Regions from separate parts of the Homo sapiens genome. Here region 1 is linked to region 2. The links are chromatin loops, found by intact Hi-C in ENCODE. Cell type or tissue: heart right ventricle. All regions are shown on one strand. Region 1 overlaps YIPF1 (Yip1 domain family member 1). Region 2 overlaps LRRC42 (leucine rich repeat containing 42).

The links. A loop is a pair of places that touch in the nucleus more often than their neighbours do. Peaks named below come from ENCODE experiments on the same cell type or tissue, not always from the same donor. Only the 100,000 strongest peaks of a DNase experiment are listed, where the experiment ranks them.
Region 1: a loop joins it to region 2, with 2.6 times the contacts of the local background. A loop is called at or near these places in 63 of 110 quality-filtered maps.

Annotation. Positions count from the first base shown.
Region 1 is chr1:53,859,723-53,862,222 of GRCh38, forward strand. YIPF1 (Yip1 domain family member 1) reads right to left here. Exons shown (of 11, transcript NM_018982.5): 10 at 334-431. The coding sequence ends at 342. Among named protein-coding and RNA genes, the nearest start is that of NDC1, 23 kb to the left of the region's middle. In heart right ventricle, a CTCF peak has its summit at 1,347 (motif pointing right); no DNase peak of the experiment used is centred here.
Region 2 is chr1:53,948,232-53,950,731 of GRCh38, forward strand. The region is part of intron 2 of LRRC42 (leucine rich repeat containing 42); the gene reads left to right. Among named protein-coding and RNA genes, the nearest start is that of LRRC42, 3.1 kb to the left of the region's middle. RefSeq lists silencers at 845-1,139, 913-962. In heart right ventricle, a CTCF peak has its summit at 977 (motif pointing left); no DNase peak of the experiment used is centred here; H3K27ac peaks cover 381 bases.

The DNA.
Region 1 (2,500 bases), 89 kb before region 2:
AAAATGGAACAAACCCATATTGTGTTCTAGGAAAGGGTTCAGGGAGAAGAGAGTCCCCTCTACTGGGACCAAAGGCAGGAGCTCCTCTTACAGAAGAACCTAAGAGCTCATGTTATCCAACTCTATAAAGCCAGTATCATGTGGATTTCAAAACAGAGGACTTCAATAAGAGGAACACAGAAACACAGACATGCACATGCACAAACCCACGCTGAACTGTGCAGAAGGATGAAAGGGTCTGGCCCTCTGTGCTTAAAGCTAACACTAACAGAATTGATACACCTGCCCATGTTTTATGGCACCACACAGCAAAATAAAAATAGAATCTCTTACTTTCCTCATTAGCTGGACTTGGCTGCAGCAACTGTTTGGTTTGGAGTAGCTGTAGTTGTTGGGAGATGGTCCATCTCTGGTGCATCAAAAAAGTATGCCTGTGGGGAAAAAAAGACCCAGGAGGGAGTTAAAAAGACAGTGGTCCGGGTAAGTGTTTTTTTAGACTCCATGCTAACAGTACTTTTGGACTCTCACAGCCCCTAAGTTCTTCCTACCATATTTGCCATCACACTAAACTACAACCATCTCTGTTTACGTTTGTCTCACTAAATTGTGCATACTTTAAAAAATTTAGCTATCATGTACTGAGCACTTACTATATTACATGACTTACTCTTAATAACCCTATGAGGTTGTTAGGATTATCCTCATTAGACAGATAAAGAAACTAAGGCTCAGAGAGACTGTCATTTGATCAGGTGAACATGGCTAATGAGTGGTGAAGCCAGAACTCAAAGCTAGGTCGGTCTGACTCCAAAGCACAAGCTCTTAATCACAACATTATACAGTCTTTCCTCCAGGGCAAAGACTTCTTCATCTTTGTGTCACCAGCACCCCTGCACAGGGCCTGGCACAGTATGTAACCAATCAATACCTAATGAACTGAACTACATTAGCTTGCTGCTAAACTAGTTAGTTGGCTTTCTGCAAATACCTTGAAAAGAGAGTGCTAGGCATGCTTTCCCTAAAAATTCTTCAGCTGGGAAATGAAAGGTTTGCTAAGTGCTTCCACTCACCATCTACAATTTAACGGTCAAAAGTCAGAAGGAGGTAAAGGAGGGAAGACATAAGGTCTAGAGAAGCCTAACTTGAGCGAAGCCAAACTTGAGCCCAGGAAAATACCAATCTCACTACCCTTGAATACTGGTTGTTCAAAGGAAAGGTGAATCTGTTACTACATCAAGGCTCACTGAATGTTCATGATACCCCCTTGGGGTCAGTGCCCTTAGGAAGGTACACTGTTGGAAAGCCAACAACCATTTTTCACCAGCTCTGCTCTCTATCAGCCAGAAGGGGGCACCAACACAACATGTTGGAGCTCTCCCCTACCTGTTGCTATTCCATGTTAACTCTTTTTGAAAAGTTTCCAGATGATGTCTTTCTCTGCAGACTCCCTCTAGTTTGCCCCATTCCCAAAGCAACTCTATTACTTTTAAGAGGCTTCCTCCTTAGGAACCCTTCCAGCAGCTGTTTTCTGGGGCAAGGAAAGAAGAGTCCCTAACTTAAGTGGGGGATGGGGCCACAGTGCTAGTGCTGGGCTCCTCCAGTTCTCCCTCAGGTACACTGTGCCACAAGCCCCCAGGATGCAGGAACAAAGCCTTTCTTCCAGGCTACTGCAGGGTGCCCTTGTAAGACAGAATGAGCAAAGAGGCCCAGCTTCTACACCTGGCTCTGCTATTAGCTCACACTGTGACTTTGGACAAGTCGCTCCACCTGCTTTGGCCTCAACTTTCTGATCTATAAAATTAAAGGATTAGAAAAGATGATCTTGGGGCTGGTGTGGTGACTCAAGAGAGAGAGAGAGATTGGGTGTGGTGGAGAGAGAAGGAAAGAGAGTGAGAAGGAGAGAGAGAAGGCAGGCAGGGAAGGAAGGAAGGAAGGGAGGGGGGAAGGAAGGAAGGAAGGGAGAGAGAGAGGGAGGGAGGGAGGGAGGGAAGAAAAGTAAATAAGATCTCAGCTGGGTGTGGTGGCTCACACCTGTAATCTCAGCACTTTGGGAGGCCAAGGCAGGTGGATCATTTGAGGCCAGGAGTTCAAGACCAGCCCGGCAAACATGGTGAAACCCCACCTCTACTAAAAATACAAAAATTAGCCAGGCGTGGTGGCACATGCCTGTCATCCCAGCTACTCAGGAGGCTGAGGGACAAGAATTGCTTCAGCCCAGGAGGCAGAGGTTGCAGTGAGCCTAGATCACACTGCTGCACTGCAGCCTGGGTGACAGAGGGAAACTGACTCAAAAAGAAAAGATGATCTCTTAGGGCCATTCCTTGAACAATCTTGAATTCTATGATTCATTAATTCCAAAAATGCTTAATAACAATCACAGCCATCATTTGGGGAATGCCTACTGTGCACCAGACATATACTTGATCATTAATCTGCTCAAAAGTGCTGTAACAGGCCATTTTATCCCTTTTAAAGATGAGAAAGCTGAGGCTCAAAGAAA
Region 2 (2,500 bases):
TTCAAATTAGCCGTAGATTCAGCTCACAATTTTACCCTGTGGGCTCCCTGACAATCCCAGTCCACCTGACTGGCATAGTCATGCTTTTTGCTTGGGAAACTGGATTCAAGGTCTAAAAAACTGTCATGTGTAGTTATCAATAATTTTGTCTGGCCTTTTTCAAGAAAGCTGTATAGAACTGAGTTTTTAATGTAATACAGCTGTGTTTCATTCATTTGATGAAATGGTACACTTCGTGGTAACTTTGGCTCGCTTGTGGTGACCAAATGCTAGAACATACATGATTGTAATATTTTTCTATGCTGTCGTATGGGTTACAAAGCTGCCTTCCTGTAGCAGGCTGGGAAACTATCAAAATGTCGCTGTTACTCTTGATCCAATATATAATACAGCTACTACGATCTACATTGGGCATTGTTATTGTTGTAGTGACTAAGTATTTTAATTTTTCAATTTGGATGGAGTTTTCACCATGGTTTAGAACAGGCCCTGTCTCCTGACCAGGTCCATTTGTAATACACCACCCAGTACAATAGTGAGGGACAAATGAACCCAAGTAGTGAAGTTTTGTGTAGAATTCTCTTGCCTTTCTGGTTCTTAGCCTTGAAGGGTTCAAATGTTAATTTAATGCTTAGGTCATGTTACATACCTCATAGACTCAGGAAGATCCTTTTTGGGAGAATGCAGGATGTGCTGATTTAGTAGTAGAAATTAAAGGACGCCAGGATTCCCAAACCAAAGTCAATTCCTCCAGTGGCTTCTGGACAAATGATGTGGGTTTACTCTCCAGGAAAAAATTGTATTTATTTTTTCCTCATTTAGAAAGATAAGTGGTATTTGGTGGGTAATCTAAAGAAAAACAAACAAACAAAAAAACAACCAGAACTGTGCCTTTTTTTTGAAAATGATCCCTGGAAGCCAAAGCAGCCAGGATTTTGAGGAGCCCAGGTTAGGGTCCTTACTCTAGCCCCAAGCTGCTTGTGCCCTCTGCTGGATGGAATCAGACTTCTAGTTTTCATCTGAAGTGGTCACCCACCCACCCCATCCATCCATCCATTTGTCCATTTTACAACAGTGTTTGTGGAAGGCACTGTTAGGGGTGAGGGTTGGGGGCAATACAGATGGGCAGACCCTGTGTCATTGCTCAGGGAGTTCACAGTGTATTCATCCACTATAATAGGGTATGTTCCATAGAATTTGTCTTTCTGTTGTTAAAATCACGTCAGTCCTTTTTAGGGCCATACCTAGCGTCTGCTTTCTGATCTACAAGTAGAGTGGAGCTCTGAATGTTAAATGACAGGGATAAAGACCAAAGGACATCTGCCGTAATTCCTCAGTCAAAATTAAGGTCTGCAAGGTTGGAGGGTCCAGATGCTCACCCCTACTGGAGGAACAGCTCAGAATAAATGAGGTGTCTCCTTAGCAGCAGGGGCTGTAAATGCTGGCAAGAGAAAAGTATGGGTTATAAGAGCTGGCACTGTGACAGGATTTTTTTCCCCTGTTTTTTAGTTTAGTTGTCTCCCACCCCTTGTAGTACCAGTAGCAATATATTCCCATCGTCTGCTTTGCCTCTGCCACCTGCAGAAGGGTCTGGCAAGTGGGGGAGGAGCCTGCAGCTGTTGCCTGGAAAAGGAGCTGGCTCCTAGCAACAGTATCAGCAGGCCCTACAACTGAGAGCACCAAGTTTGTCCTTTGAGGTCTTACCCTTCCTTTCATACAGTTCAGCAAATATCTTTTGAGGGCTTACTTAGTACTAGGCACTATGTCAAGCCTGAGAAAGATAGATGAATCAAATAAGTACCTTGCCTTCAAAAAGCTCACCACTCTGGGTACATTAACAAGTGAACAGACATAGTACATGGTCCTAAGTGCTATGTAGGAGAGACTGGGTGCTCTGGGAAAACCAGACAGGCACGTACTGGTGCAGGGGTTAGGGAAGGTTTCCCAGAAGAGGGACGAAGTTAATGATGAGTAGGAATTAGCTAGGTCAGGTAGGCAGAGAAGGATGTTCCAGCCAAAGGGAACAGAACGAGCAATGGCCAGTGGGACATGAGAGCATGGCCAGTTTACCTGGGTAGTATGACAGGGCCAAAGAGTAGGACATAAGGAGATGAGCAGGAAAGGGTGAGGCTCTAGGGCTAGGCAGAGTACTCTTCTCTCATGTGCTTTTATACACATAATTATCCTTGAGAGAAACATGGATAGTACTGATTCCCACACACAGGTTCATTGTTTCATCTCCAGAGACTCAGCATTTTTGATCACGGACCTAATTGTGTGCTGACACTCATAAGTGCCTTCAGGGCCACATTGTGGCCCCACATTGATGCAGAAGAAGCTGAGTTGGTTCACTCTAAAACTCAATCAGATTATTTTAGGGATATTATCAGGCATGTATGATATTCTACCTCTCTTCTCCCTTTAAATTGTAGAAATAATCCTCAAATACCTTCATTTTATGTAACATAGCAATTTTTCATGTATTTTGAAATCTCATGGT